Regions from separate parts of the Homo sapiens genome. Here region 2 is linked to region 1. A link is a loop called in an ENCODE intact Hi-C map of the cell type or tissue named here. Cell type or tissue: heart right ventricle. All regions are shown on one strand. Links, peaks and the distances in the headings refer to the core of each region. The heading gives the core; the rest is flanking DNA. Region 1 overlaps BBX (BBX high mobility group box domain containing). Region 2 overlaps DUBR (DPPA2 upstream binding RNA).

Evidence for each region. Peaks named below come from ENCODE experiments on the same cell type or tissue, not always from the same donor. Only the 100,000 strongest peaks of a DNase experiment are listed, where the experiment ranks them.
Region 2: it touches region 1 in a loop (2.9-fold over the local background); 24 of 110 quality-filtered maps call a loop at or near these places.

What each region holds. Positions count from the first base shown.
Region 1 is chr3:107,539,977-107,548,251 of GRCh38, forward strand. The region is part of intron 2 of BBX (BBX high mobility group box domain containing); the gene reads left to right. Among named protein-coding and RNA genes, the nearest start is that of BBX, 21 kb to the left of the region's middle. In heart right ventricle, for the core only: a CTCF peak has its summit at 3,922; no DNase peak of the experiment used is centred there.
Region 2 is chr3:107,260,799-107,269,073 of GRCh38, forward strand. All of the region lies in intron 1 of DUBR (DPPA2 upstream binding RNA), which reads left to right. Among named protein-coding and RNA genes, the nearest start is that of DUBR, 24 kb to the left of the region's middle. In heart right ventricle, for the core only: no CTCF peak of the experiment used is centred there; no DNase peak of the experiment used is centred there; H3K4me3 peaks cover 1,111 bases; H3K27ac peaks cover 3,187 bases.

The DNA of each region.
Region 1 (8,275 bases), core at 1,258-6,257:
TAGGCTGGTTGATAGGGATGAGAACAGTCTAGCTCAGCATGGGGATCTGGTAAGAATTGGGACAATTTTTGTTCACTGTTTTATCTCCTATGCCTATAAAAGTACCTGCCAAATAGTAGGGATTCAGGATATATTAGTTGGACAGTGTTTATGTAGTTCAGCACGAGGGATCTGGCAGAGGCCATAGATTTATAGACATGAAAAGTTAAGTTCTAGAAGCTCCCCTGAAGCAGTACAGCATATAGAGATAGGCCAACTATGGGTAGGCAGAAAGATGCAGCCCATGGGGGTCAAAGTGTTAGCAAGAACATTTCTGAGGAATGGCTTTGGTAACCTCATATCTTAAAGCAAAAATTGTGACCATCTTAAGCAGTAAGATCTGGATCTTATCTTTGTTTCCCGAGTCCTAGGATGCAGTATGGTAGGTGTCTAATAAATTTTTTGTTGAATCGAATTACTCCGTTTTATATTAATACTATGTACTGGGTGTAGGAGGCCCTGAGCCTGCTGGAGTGGATCAGCATCAAGATCAGAGGCCTGTAAATGAATCCTGCTTCGAATGAAGCAAAGCCAGTGATTCTGGAATTATGTCATATGTAGATAATGATTTTAAGCCCTGGCAGTGTTGCCTGTATAGAGGTACTCTAGTGACCAAAACTGCCAAATCACATTATGTGTATATTTATTTAAAGGTTGCTATTAACATACTTTTATTAACATATTACCCATCAAGAATGTGGAGTTTATGATTGAATTATTTCATATATGCTGCTATCCTGTTCCTTCTTCCCTCATCACTAAAGTTGGGATATGTCCTGGATCACCCCAACCTATACTATTACAATTAGTACTGAATTTATTTATAAATACATAAAACAAGGTAGTTTATGTATTCACTCCTCTTTTTGGAATTTTTTTTTACTGAGACTTCCTTTTTAAAATGATGGTTAAAAATTCTTATTTTATGGTCATAAAATAAATCTGTCATGCATATACTTGAGCATCATCAGAGTTGGGGAGAACAAACATTTCCTCCCTGAGAAGCATCTTTCTCCTTTAGTGGCTGGCCACATGAAAGCATGCCTCGTTGGCTCTCTTATACTTGTTATTGCAACTTAGACTTTACATTGTGATTTCACTGACGTTGCTTTGTTTGCTCTGTATAACCATGCTCTTAGGTAGGTGTCCTTATTCCCATTTTACAGATGAAGGAACAGGCTCAAAGTTGTTAAGTGTCTTGACCTAGGATATTGAGTTTGCAGTGGCTCCCCTGCGACCAGCACTCATATATTCTGGCCATTTGTCTAGAGAGCAGTGCAAAATTTATCTTTTTGAGCTAAAATTTTTTTTTCTTGTACTTAATTTCAACCTGATAAGTTATTATAAATATTTGGAGTAGCAGTGGTGAAGAAAATCCGGTGCTAATTTTGTTCATGCCCTGTGAGCTACAAAATATCAGTTAAGGCCCATGTAGGGCCTTAAATTTTGGGTGTACTTAAATTTATTTGTGCATTTAAATAAGTGTACTAAAATTATGTAGAAAGACTGTCCATTTGACTTAACTTTTTTCACAACTTGTGATGGCAAATTAAATGTATAGTGACCACATACTGACAAACAATGAACTTTTAGGTGTATGTTGGGATTTGTAAGTGAGATTTGGATTATATTTAGATTATGTTAATCCCCCCCCCATGAGACATATTTCTGAAGTTACAATGAAAATTAATTAGAGAATATGATTTGATATTCAGATACCTGAGCTACTCCTATTTCTGTAACATGTTCATATTGTAACTTGATATTAACTGATGTTTTTAAAGAAGTATAAGCAAATTCTATAATTTTTTTTTTTTTTAAGAGATGGAGTCTGGCTCTGTTACCCAGGCTAGAGTGCATCGGTGTGATTATAGCTCACCACAGCCTCAAACTCCTGGGCTCAAGTGATCCTTCTGCCTCAGCCTCCCAAGCAGTTGGGCTACAGGTGTTTGTCACCACGACTGGATAGTTTTTCTTTTTAAACTTAAAATGCTTTTTAGTTTGGCACTCCGTAGTAAAGGAGGTTCCAGAAGCCAGTAAGAGAACCTCTGCCAACTATGAAAGAGAAGATATTTCTATCTACAAGTTATTTCAGGATCAATTATTCAATTAATATTTTATATAATAGAAAGGTTTTATTTGTTAGGACTTTATCTTTAAGTTCCCCAAGAGTAAAAAGGTCTAGTCATTATTATACTGTGGGAGAATGATAGAAGATTGATTACATTAGAACTCCAGAACTTCTATTTATTTAAAAGATTTAAGATTTGACACAAAAGCGGTTTATTTTAGAATGTTTATTTCTATAGATTGTCATTACTTCAACTCAGTTTTCATAATTTGTATTTGAGTATACTAACTTTGGAACATAGTGTAATATTAATGGCTACAGAAGAGGTTTGTTGAAGAATTGTAATTTGAAAGAACAGCATATGTTTATTGAAGAGAGCATATAGAGATGGAAGTGGTTAGAAACTATGAACTTTCTTTAGTTTGGCTTTTCATGTAAAGTGGAATATGAAAACAAAAGTCCTAAAGACAGTTCAGCAGAGTTCCTCTTCACCCTGTTTTTAAGCAGTGATGTAAACCATGAATTTAGTGTTTCCACCCTCTTTTATACCATGCAACAACCTGTGAAGTAGGAACTATTATCTCCACTTTGAATGAGGTACTGAGTTTCAGAGGCTCAGCAACTTGCCCAAGGTCATTCTTCTGGTAAATGGTGTTGCTGGCATTCCATCCCAGTTCATTCTGTCTACTGGAGGCCATATTTATAATCACTCACTCCCCTATCGTGCCTCCTAGGCTTCCCACGTGGCATTCATACCACTCCACAATGCATGGACCAGTCTAGGCTCCCACTGAATTTCTTATGCCTATGGCAATAAGGCATGGCTTTCCAGCCCAGGGTAAAAGAGCTTTTTCTCTATTTGTGTTTCTGCATTGTTAAGCCTGTTGTCATACACACAGTTGCTCCTCAGTAGCTTATTTCTTGACTCATTCTAAACATATGGTAAACTTCTAAAGTTAAAAAAAGTTAGTGTTATATTGAGATGAAATATCTGTGATTAAAAAAATGAACATCATGTCACAATATAAAAAAGAAAATAGGTTTGGATTCAGATAACTTAAATCCAAAGAGAATTATATTTTAGCTTTAAAAGGGATTCTACAGATGATCTTGGAGCATTATAATCTATCATTATAAATTTGAAGAAAGGAAGGCCTAGATTAAGAAACTAGGACCCAGGCCATTTGAGTGGCAGAGGTGGAACTGAGATATAAGACTTCTGGTTTGGTGTTTTGCTGTAGAAATCTGTTTAGCTCCAAAATGATGTAAAACACATTTTTAGCCAATTCACGACACCATCTTTACAGCAGGAATAGGTGAACAATTTGTTTTTATTGTTTATAAATGGTTAAAAAATTAAACCAAAATGTTATGTATTGTTAGAATGAAACTATAGGTAATACATTATGCATGTCAACTTTGAAGTTATGTTACTAGTTCTACTTTATTTAGTGGCACAACATGATTTTAGTAGTTAACGGATAATAAACTGTACGTGGCTTCAGTTTAGTTCCCTGTGTCCTGTGAAAACAGAGCAAGAATTTGCAAAACAATAACACATTGTTAAATGGCATACCAGTTTATCAAATGCCCTAAGTTTATTACAGTCTGATTTTAGGAAAAACCATTCCAGCTTCACAACAGCTCATCCTAATCTTAAGCAAAAGAGTCTTTAAAAGCCATTTCAAAGCTGTTAGATTTTGTTCTGTCCATGAAAGCATAAATTGCTCATAGCTGTTGATGAGGAGAAAAGAAGTTTGTAAAGCCATAACAGATTTAGTTGTGAAAGGGTCATTTAACTGATTTGTGTACTGCGACGCCTCATGGTGGCTGTATTAAGAAACTACTGTAGTGAAATATTGCGACCACATACCTTGTCACTCGGACTGAATCCATTTACATGTATGCAGGCTAAACATTAGTAAGTTAAAATTCCAAATAATATTTTTAAGGTTAGTATATTTGTAAGTTTTATTTGGGAGAAAATATCTTTTGTCCTGCAGTTCAGGGAGGAAACTTCATATGCCTTATCAGAGTTCTGCTCCTGGGAGTTCACCTGGGAAATGACCATCATTCAGCCCTGAACTTCCAGAAAATACTAGCCAGGTAATCTGGGCAGCTGCGACTCTATTCTGCTCCTTTGTGTAAATGAGAAAAAAGTTACCTCTTTTTGTGATACTTTATTTCTAAGTGTTGGAAAATTGTCATAATAGATTGATTTTGTTAGAACACAACACTTTACTGCATTTTGAAATGTCGTCACAGAGATACAGATCTGTGCTTGCTGATGTGAATGGCATCTCTTAGGGTTCTAGAACATAGCATGACTTCCACAGATGTATACAGAGACCCTGCAGGCAGTTATATCCTAGGAAATCATGTCTTTAGACATGAGATGTTAAAACATCACATCTGGAAACCTGTACATATTATATATTTATTGAATGTAAAATGCTAGTTATTTGTAAAATCGTTACTTTAAAAGTTATAAATATAATAGAAGCCTGGCACAGTGGCTCACACCTATAATCCCAGCACTTTGGGAAGGCCAAGGCGGGCAGATCACTTGAGGCCAGGAGTTCAAGACCAGCCTGGCCAACATAGCGAAACCCCATCTCTATAAGAAATAAAAAATTTGACTGGGCATGGTGGCTCACGTCTGTAGTCCCAGCACTTTGGGCGGCCAAGGCGGGCGGATCACGAGGTCAGGAGATGGAGACCATCCTGGCTAACACAGTGAAACCCTGTCTCTACTAAAAAAAAAAAAAAAAAAGAAAAAAAGTAGCCGGACATGGTGGCGGGCACCTGTAGTCCCAGCTACTCAGGAGGCTGAGGCAGGAGAATGGCATGAACCCGGGAGGTGGAGCTTGCAATGAGCCGAGATCCGCCATTGTACTCGAGCCTGGGCAACAGAGCGAGACTCCGTCTCAAAAAAAAAAAAATTTTTTAAAAAGTAATAGAAATTAAGAGAATACATTATAGAGACGTTTCTTTACCTCTGCGGTTTATTGACAAAAGTCTTTACATTCTGTTACATATCTCTTGGCCCAACCAATTTAATGTATTTTCCAAGTTAGTGTGTCTTTTAGAGTTTGATTAAAGAAGAAAATTTTCTGACCTTTATTAAAAAGCTTTTCTTTATTAGATGGGTACAGTAATAGAATGCAAAATGACTTTAAGCATCTATCCCCTTTATCCATCATTAAAAGCTAATTGTCACATAATATAAGTGCAACTTGATGGGATTTTTAACGTACCAAAAATTGGCAATCTGTGATGAGGAAAGTGGGCTCTGTGAGGACTCAAGTTAAGAGAATGAAAGAAAAAATGAAGCTTTTATAAATCTTAAGTGGTAGCTAAATGGAAATAAAAGCTTTTAATTTTTGTAGGAGAGTAGTGATAGCAGATCAGTACCTTATGTTTTGCTGGAAACCGAAGTTTTCAGAATGTGCTTGTATGACTGCTAGGGTGGTGGTTTGGGCCACTGAAGACTGTACAGGGTTAATTCCTTATGTTTGGAAAAATGGTAATGCCTTCTTTATCTTTGTGCTATCCATGGAGTTATTTTCTTAACAAGAGCAATAATGACCTTTCTTGCTCCTCTTTAGGGAATGGCAATTGGTGGGATATTCAGTAGGAAATCCATTACCCTGTCTGTGTCTTGGGTAGTTTGTGGTGCTCCCCTGGTCCAGTTTGGGTCTTGCTCAGTAGGTAGTGATGATGCATTAAGTGGATAAAACCACAGTCATGCTGGGGCTTTCATTTGGCTCAGTGACATGGTTGTAAAACACAGGGTTTCAAACAAAGATTTTTGAAATGGTGCTCTCTTACTAATCCTCCTCACAGTTTGGTAGAAAGGGCACTAAAATGTTGCTGGTTTGTAAAAAGTAGAGTGCTTGTTTATCGTAGCTCAAAGGTGCTAATTGTTTCTAGCAGGAGTATTACACATGAAACCTCAAGGTCATGCTTAACCCACTGGCTACTGAACAGTTTGACTGCACTGTAATACACAACCTGTCCCAAGCTTTCATGCAGCTTCCTAGCTCGGACTCATTAGATAACGTTAGTTTGTTTGAATCAGCACACTCTTCTGTGCCTTCTGAAGATCTAAGACCTGGGAGCTACTGACCATCCATATTTTCATTCCTTAACTCCTAAGACTGTGCCAAGATGTTACGTCTTCTCTAGTCATTCCTGCCTATAAATTATTTGCAATTTTGTTTTACCTTTACTACTGTCATAAATCTAGGAAATTTTAGTTTGGGCAACTTAAGGACCATAGTTTTTATAGCCCATTGTCAGAACACTAGTTATTTACTTACTTTTTGTGACATAAAACCCAGATTTTTTAGATTCCATGATACACAGAACCATATGATTAAATCAGTTGTTATTATGTGCTTTTAGTGACAAATCTTTTTAGGGCTACATCATCTTATCTTACATGAGACAGATAATTTCTGTAAGAAACTTGTATCAGAAACATGTAGCCTGTCGTGAATTTTTATTACTTTCTTTGTTGTTTATTGAAAGGGTTGGGACTTCTGAGTTAAATAATTTAAAAAGTTACATTTTACTGTTATAAAAATCCATGTTAATCCAAGAAGAAAATTTCTGTTAAATGCCTTTTTGATTTAAAGTGTGTGAATTAGATATTTGATCATGATTTGGGACCTGAAAAACTATCTTATTTCTTTATAAATGTAATATAGTTACTGTATCTGAAAGTAATATATGGTTCCTTTATCCTCTCTACTACTGCTGTATTTTCAGAAGGAGAAGCAATTATATTGATTTGCTGAGTAACTTCTTACTCAACCAGTTTCTGTTATAGTATATTAACATAACTGTTCTGTTAGTTTATTTATTCTGACTTGTGGGCATGAATATTTTAGGTAAACTTTATAATGTTCAAGATAGTTTGAAAGATTAATCAATGCTTATTTCCTTGCTTTACAAATGTATAAGAGCTATTCAAGTAACAGTTATCTAAACAAGTTGTTTTATAATGAGGTAGTATAAGAGAAGTATTTCCCTAGACAACATGAAATAAAGCTCAAACATCCTCAATTTTTTTTGTTTGTGAATATTTATAGCTTTGAATCTCAGCTGTAGTCGGGATGATGGCATAAATTGTAATTATACTGCAGAACTGAAAGAAAAATTTGAAAGAACTGATAATGGCTCTAAAACAGTATCTTTAATAAGCTAATGGTATTGGTGACCATTCAGTAAGTATCTGCTCAGTCAATGAAATCATTGAACTTCATCTTATTTGTGTAAGTGATGATTGTGCCCTCCATGACTTCACAGTACCTAGTTCAATACCTACTAAGTAAATGAGCATTCATGAATGAATGAAATGTAAGGCTGAATTTTGAATTTTGCAAGCTTTTTTGACATACGACTTTAAGATCTGATCAGATCTCTCACAGATTCCCATGAAACCTATCCCAGTTGGTTTTCTTTTCGTTTTATATTTGTTCTACCCTTCAATAAATGAATAAAATATGATATTAAATATAATATGTACTTACTGCCTGTGGTGTACCCGGCACTCTTCTGTGTACTTTCAGATATCTCACTTTGAAGATCATAACAAATATTACTGGTAGATGTAATTTATCCAACCCCCAATTTCTTGTTTCCTCCACTCCCCCACCTCACTCTGCTCTCCTTCCTTCCCCTCCCCTTCTTCTTTCCCTTCTATTGATCTTATTCTTCATTTCTCTGTTATTTGACAAATTTTGAGACTGAGACTTTGAGAGGTTGAGTAACTTAGGTGGAATCACACAGGAGGGCCAAAGCCAACTCCTTTTCTACTTTCATCACATATCTAGGGACTCTGACACCTAGATTCTAATTGCTGATTCCTGGAATGGTTGCTTGTCTTTGTCATTTTTATGGCTTCTTTCTCATGATATAAAATGCAATTCTGGGCTCAGCCACACTCTCAGAGCCTAATTAAGTTGGTGTTTTAAATACTTACCTGGGAGGCATCGAGGTTTGGACGTATGATTGTGTGTCAGACAACTCCTGTTTGAATGTCATTTGTACCACTTCTTAACTGTGTCAGTATGAACAAGGCACTTAACCTCTTGGATTCTAGTTTCCTCATCCATAAACGAGGAAAATAATAGTTACCTTTTGAAGTCATTTTGAAAA
Region 2 (8,275 bases), core at 1,324-6,323, 280 kb before region 1:
TTATAATTATATGGAAAGCACTAAAAGAATTTTCTTAAATATGTAACTAAAAAACTGATAGAGGGAATATGGAATAATAAATGACACTGATTAATCCAAAATAATTCAAGAAAGGAAAAGTAAAATATCAAGGACAGATAGGACATACAGAAAACAAATAGCAAGTTGGTAGACTTAAATCCAACTATATTAGTAGTTATATGAGATACAAATGGACCAAAGACTTCAATTAAAAGACAGAGACTGTCATACTAAATTAAAAAAAAAAAAAAAACGAACAATCACCAGCCTGGGCAACATGGCAAAACCTCATCTCTACAAAAAATATATAAAAATTAGCTGGACATGGTGGCATGCACTTGTAGTCCCAGCTTCTTGCTGGGGCTGAGGTGGGAGGATCACTTGCACCCAGGAGGTCAAGGCTGCAGTGAGCTGTGTTCATGCCACTGCACTCCAGCCTGGGTGACGAAGTGAGACCCTGTCTCAAAAACAAAATTCCACAGTATGCTGTTTACAAGAGACACACTTTAAATACAAGGGCACAGAAAACTTGAAAGTAAAAATATACACCATGGAATGGTATGGAAAATATATATACCATGCAGAAACTAAACAGGAGGATGCTAGTATAATTTTATTAATACCAAGTAACGTAGACTTTAAGATAAGTGTATTAGTCCGATCTCAGGCTGCTATAAAGAACTGCCCAAGACTGGGTAATTATAAAGGAAAGAGGTTTAATTGACTCACAGTTCTGCATGGCTGGGGAGGCCTCAGGAAACTTACAATTATGGCAGAAGGGGAAGCAAACATGTCCTTTTTCACACGGTAGCTACAGAGAGAAGCAGGGAAAAGCCCCTTATAAAACAATCAGATCTCATGAGAACTCACTTGTTATCATGAGTACAACATGGGAGAACCACCCCCATGATCTAATCACCTCCCACAAGGTCCCTCCCCCAACACATGGGGATTATAATTCAGATTACATTTCAAGATGAGATTTTGGGTGGGGACACAGCCAAATCATGTCAATAAGTATTACTGGAAATAGTCAAAATGATAAATAGGAAAATAAAACATTCCTAAATTTGTATCACCTAATACAGTATATAAAGACAACAGTGACAAATCCACAATCATATTTGGAAATGTTACAATCACTGACAGAACAAGCAGACACAAAATTCAAAAAATCTGTAAGAAAATAGAAAATTTGAACAATATAATCAACCACCTTAACGTAATTGACATATAGACAACACTATAGCCAACAACTGCAAAGTGCACATTTTTTCCAAGCGCACTTAGACATTTACCAAAATAAACTAAAGCAAATCTCAACAAATTTCAAAGAATTGAGTATATTCTTATAGAGTATGTTCTTTGACCAGAGTGGGATTAGACTAAAGGATGGGGACATAAAGATACTAGAAAATTCCTAAATGTTTGGAAATTAGCAATATACTTCTAAATAATCTATTAATAAGAGGAAAAAATGCAATGGAAGTCACAAAAATAGTACAGGTTCTTACAAATCACTTTTGTAAGTTGATATGCTTTTGAATTATCCATTTCATACAACAGATTTTTGGAAAACTTTAGAGGAAGCTTGTGGTCTTACTCCATTTCTCTAACCTTTTTTTTTTTCCAATTATAATTCCAGCAACTACTAGACTTACGTTTTTAAAGAACTGTGAAGGGTCTGTCTGAGATTTTTTTCTACTTGCTAAGAAGTTAGCCTATTACAATTTTAAGATGCTGGAAGAAGGCTCAAGACTCCTGGGTCAGAGCTAAAGAAATTTATTTCTTACAACACAGCAAGCAGCATGAGCTTCAAGTTTTTCATTGGTTTCCATGTCTTCCAAATCTCATGGGAGTGATATGGTGCATCTCAGATGGATGCAGCTCACTAGGGTGACCACCTCCCTCATTTACCTAAGACCAAGGGGTTTCCTAATATTCAAGATTTACTTTACTGTAAACAGGAAAGTCTCAGGCAAATTCTGACAAGTTTGTCATCCTGTACACACAAGACTTATATAAGAGCTGAGATTCCCTGAGCTTAGGAGATAGCAGACCTTTAAAGGGACTGCCAGTAACTTGTCCATCCTTTGCCCTGGAAAGAGACATTATCTTTATTATTCTAAATAGAAAGCAAATCTGTCCTTTGCTTTGGAGGGAGACATTATCTTTACCTTCCAAAACTGTTTGCCATGCAAACACACTTAAGAAGACATTTCAGAATAAAAGCTGTCCATGTATCTGCTCTGAAGATGTACAGAAATGCAAAAGATCTGTGGAAAATTGTTTCCCAACAATATTTTTATAAAATTACAGTACAGTTATAGCACATTCATCTCTACTAATCTGTATGCTGGCTTAGAAGAGGAAAATCCTACACTCTTCTAAATTTTCACCGAGTTTCCTTTCTTAATAATCCAATACAAAATGTTTGCTCATTATTTTTAATAGGAAGTTTGTGAAAGGCACCTAAGTATACTGAAAGAGGTCCTCTATCTCTCAAGAATAAGTTGCTATTTTGTCTCAGTAGCAAAGATTTAACAAAGAAAAAGATATTTTCTACTGTCACAATCATCCAAGGACATACTAACTAAATCCTTCCCTTGGCATCTAGCAAAAGAGGTCAGGGTCTGTGAATAAGGCAAGGGAATTTAGGAGTGGGAGGAGTAAATCAGAAAACAAAACCAAAACCAAAAAAAAAAAAAAAAAAGAAAAAGAAAACCCCGTGTTCCTTTTGGTAAATGAAGCATATCCTAGGAGATCAAACTAATCTGGACTTTATGGAAATGTGTGCAGTCAATTTCCTTGGAATTCATCAGCCCGTAGGTTCTAGTCACTCATATTGACTGTAATAATGCAAATTTCAGTGTTCTTTTCCCCGACCCAGAAGAATTTCAGTGTTCTTTTTCCCCACCCAGGAGAATTTCTAGGAATTCCAGGGGAGGTTTCACAAGCACTCATCTAGTCTGTTCTTACCGTTCGTCATCTTTTACCACTGGGTAAACACTGCATATCATGACGTCTCTGGGATGCTGGGGGCCTCCCACCACAGCTGAGGCCTGAGTCCCACAAAATACAAAGCCTCACCACATCGTGTTACTGCATTAACTTTCTATTGCCGTATAGAAAACTACCACAAACATGGTGACTTAAAATAACACAAATTATCTCACACTTCTGGAGCTCAGAATTCCGGCATAGCTCAACTGAGTTCTCTGCTTAGGGTCTCTCAAGGCTGAAATGAGATGTTCACTTGGCTGAGCTTTTGAATATGGAGGCCCTAGGAAGGAAATCTGCTTCCAAACTCATTCAAGTTGTTGGCCAAATATGGACTGAGGTCCATGTTTCTCTGCTGGCTATAGCCAGGAGCCACTCTCAGCTCTTTAAGACCACCTGCATTCTGTGGCACAACCCGCCCCTCCCTAATCTTCAAGCCAGCAACCGTGCGTCAACTCCCTGTCATGTTTTAAATCTCTGACTTCCTCTTCTGATCCTACAGAAAACACTCTGCCTTAAAAGGGGTCATCTGATTAGATCAGGCCCACCTTGATTATCCCCATACTTTAAGGTCAATTAATTCACTTGAGACTTTAATTACATCTGCAAAATCCCTTCAAAGAAGTACTTGGATTTGTATTCGAATGAATAAGCAGAGGTCAGAAATCTTGGGTATGGATGCATCTTTAATTACATCTGCAAAATTCCTTCAAAGAAGTACTTGGATTTGTATTCGAATGAATAAGCAGAGGTCAGAAATCTTGGGTATGGATGCATCTTTAGAATCCTGCCTCCCAGTTACTGTGTGAAGATCCTCTTTCATCTCTGCTTCCCACTATTTTGGAGAGGTGCAGTAAAAAGCAATGTTTGTGCATTTATATGTAAGAATTTTTCGAAGATCAGATCTTTGGGGATTTATGTATAGACCCATTGCTCTCCATAGTATTTCAACCAAAACATAATAGGGTCTTTGCTACAAGTCAAATGAAAATACAAATGTTGATGCTATATACAGAATCGCACAATCACGCAGACAACTAACGCTTTATCACAGAGTCAGACTCATCCTCTCTTAGGACAAATATTTTCTCGGAAATCTCAGTCCTTCAGGAAAACTCTTTTGAGGAGATGGCCTTACCAGTACACCAGGCACGCCCAGACCTGTCTGAATTCCAGTTAAGTCTACAGCCTGTTCTCTTACTCTATTTACATACTATTGATAAGGAATCTCCAAGCTTCCTGTCTCAGAGAATATCAAGCGCTCTGAGCTGCTGCTTTCCGAGGAACACAGAGAGCATGTTTCTTGCTCAGCGGCTAAATGTCTGACTTGTCATTTGAGACAAATGGGGATTTATGCTTCTCTCGTTTCTGTGCTTCCTCAAAGGACAAGCATCAGAGTTTTTGTGCTTGGAAAGAGTAAGGGCAAAGTACCAATTAACCAAAACACATTGCCAGAAAGGACAGGTAGAGAACGATTCAGTGTCATTTCTGCAAGAAGATCTGCAGGTCCAGAGCCAAGTAAAAAAATTAGGCCTTGTTTTCTAAATATAGCATGGAGAATAGCAGAATCAAAACAAGAATGGCATTTGCATTATGGGAAGGAATGATTTAGACCTTTCCTTTTACTTTTTTCATCCAGTTTGCTTTAAACACACAGCTCAGTTGTGAACTGACTGAACTGTGAAGAAGGCAGACAGAAATGTAAGTGGGAAAAAAGGCCACCAACCAATCTTTAATATTTTTCAACTTTGATTGGTAACTGATGTTGGATAAAATCACCCTTGCCAGAAAGTAACTTCAAAAAGCAGGACACAGCACTAGTACTCAGGCTACATAATATGTGTCATATTTTTTTTTCAAAGTCTAAGATCCACATAATGCTGTTCATTGTTTGGCAAAAACAAACAAGTTAGATTTTGTGTCTTGACTTCTGAAAACATGTGGAAAATAGCCAAATAGATTGGTCAGTATATTGTATGTTTTTAAGGAGTTCTACTAAACCACTCATTCAATAGACAGTTGATAAAATCAGCCAACAAAGGCAATGAAGAATTTAATTTCAGAATTTTATTTTCCTTTTATGAGTCTCAAGATAATTTACGTAGAAGAGAATGATGGGCATGAGGAGAGATACCTTCCAGGTTTATATTCTACTCCCCCTCAAAACTAAGGAATCTGAGCCACAACCAGGTTATATGTTTATGCTTAACCAAGGAAAAATGATAGAATCTCCTATAACAGATATAATAATCCTATAATAATTGTCCATTCCTAACTCTGTGGTTTCAAATCAGAACAAAAATGAAAAATAAAGTAAGTGGATACATGGGGAAAAGGAGAGGCTATTTTCTGTCTGTGAAGAATTAAGGTAATGAATTTTCACAAGAAGAAATTTGACATCGAATCTAAATTATTGGAAGACAAGTATATATAAATCATTTCCATATTTATGCTTAGCCAGCCATGGCTTCCAAAAAATAGGTGCAAGTATTAAAATTCAGGTAAAATGAGAAGTAATAACCCAAATCACTTAAATCTTAGCTTCTGTTAACCATAGATAAAGACGTAAATAGTACTTAATAGCTGAAAACTACCAAAAGAGCTTTGAGATGTAATGGTTAAGTGTTGGGACTGGAAGTCACATAGACTCATGTTTGGTGCCTAATTCTGCCCTTTTTGTGACTGGGTAGCTATAGGTATTTTTCTTAACTTCTCTGAGCCTCAGTTTCCTTGCCTATAAGGTATAAAGAACACCTTTCTTGTTTTTCTACTGCATATGTCTTCCATGGCCTCCTTTCTTCATTCCTCCTATTGTGAGATAATGTGGCAGAGACTGACTACATAGTCCCCAAACCTGTTTCTTATTTCTGGGCCAGCAGCTGAATGATGGTGTCCAATAGCCATGCATCCAGGTGGCCCATATGACAGGCCTCTCCAACAGAACAGAAGCAGAAGTTATGTGTCTCATCCAGTATGAGGCAGTTTCTTTTCCCCTCACAGGGTAATCTTGGAGGCCACATTTTGAAGATGGCAGAAATACTACATAGAAAGTCTAGATCCTTGGGTCACCATTTGGAAGAGAGCTGCCTGACCAGGAACATATGTAATTGACTCTGCCTACGTGGAAAATAAATTTATACTATAATAAGCCATTGAGATTTTGGGGTTGTTTGTTACAGCAGTATTATTAACCCTGCCACTGAAATTGGTACTTCAAAATGGAGCATTGCTATAATAAAAACATGAAATATGTGTCACTAGCTTGGCACGTGGGCAATGAAGAGCAAGAACACAGTGATAACAGGCAGAATGCCTACAGAGTCATACCATACAGTGACATAATATCTATTAAAATTGTCATCTGCCATAAAATGGAAGGCGTACTACATACCTACTTAGCAAGTAGGTTTACGGGGAGAGGTTGGAAAACGGAGAATGAATAGCATGCGTTGGTTGTTACTGACTGCTGGCAGCAAAGTATTACAAGAAAAAAGCTCAGGAAAGGACTGGCCAGTTTGGGGAAAGACTTTAAAGGGAATGAGGAGTACAGAAAGTCAAGGGCTGGCTGGGTGGAAAAGTCAACTATTTCTGAACTTGAAATCATAGAAGATGATATTTAAAAACAGACACGAAGCCTAGAGGGAAGCCTAGTACCCTCTTGGATAGAATGACTCAGCCTTTCAGCAAAAAGATATTAAGACTGGTGTTCCCACTCTAGCCTGGCAGCTTCAAGGTTGCCATCATTAAGTTGAGTATGTGAGACAGTGAGCTGAAGAAGCAAAGTAAAGCACCCTGGAGAACTATATCTAGGAAGGTACTTTGGGTTTGATAAACACATGAAAATGAGTAAGTAGAAAGCTACTACATTTTTTTGAGAAATACATTGTCCAGTACCAGAAGTCTGAAATTAAAATGTCGGACTTTCAAGACTTACAAAAAGCTTGAGCCTTTAACTTCCATGAACAAATAAAGTTAGGAAAGTTGTATAACTCCCAAAGAGGGCTTACACTTAATACCCAGTTCAGAGAAGGCCATGGAAAATAATAAACTTGGAAGAAACTGCTAGAGGGCAAAGCCAGGGGTCACAGAAAGCAACAGACTAAAAAAAAAAAAAAAAAATTCTCAAGGACAGTAGAAATTGGCACTAATCAAAGGACTTCTCCTACTCCAGACTGACAAATCCTCACAATATTGGCTAAGTGGAATTTCAGAATTGCCATAGCCTAATGATTTTCCTGTGTCTTTCATTCTACCAATTTTTTAATGAGAATATTTACAGGTTGTCTTGTGCCTGTTTTACTAACTGTGCATTGGGGATGGAGGGTAGCAAACTGATCACTGTCTTTTCAGATCATGGGCTACACAACCATAAGGAGCCACATCTAGGACTAAAGGAGAGAATTTCACATCACTTGAACATCTTGGACCTAGAACTAGAAGCAGGGACTGACTCGATGAGATCTTGTGTTTTCCACTTAAGAAAGGGGCTCATTTATTCTATGTGTGGGAGGAAGCATGAAATTGGTATTTGATGACCAAAAGGGCAAACTATGGCAGAAGCTTATAGCTTATATGATACTTATCAAATGTTTTGTTGTTGTTGTTGTTGTTGTTGTTGTTGTTTTCTCCTGGGGATACTGGTAAGCTACATTTCCAGCCCTCTTGTGTGTAAGATGGGAACATATGTCAAGTTCGCACCAATGTAATGTGAGCAAAAGTGATGTGTGCCTTCCTGCCTGAGGCAGTTGAGAGCAGACGTGTCTTCTTCACACTATCCATCACTCTGAGGCGACAGTAAAGGCCCTTGTTGAGGATATCAGAGCTTTCTATGAAGGAGAGAAGGCCTGAGTCTCTGACACAGCAGCACTTGGAGGAGAGCCATTCAGGAAGACTGCCCAACATCTGCATTAGACTCATGTGAATGAAATAACTTGTATTATGTTAAGCCACAGAAATTAGCAAATTGTCCGTTACTCTGTTAGTAGCCTCTCTAAAGAATAGCTGTGTCTCAAATAATTTGGCCCTCCTTTCCCATTAGAGTTGATGGCCTCAGTATGGTTACCTGACCAAATTATCTTACCTAGGAATTTGAAGGTGGAACATGTACTAAGTCAGTTTGCTAGGAAAAGCCAAACTTTAAATCGATGTGGCACCCGGGGGCCCAAATGGTAAATTAGTGCCATAAGCAAGATTAAGTTGTAGAGAAACAGAAAATCCATGGGGAAGAAAAAAAGAGACAAAAACAGAAACCAAA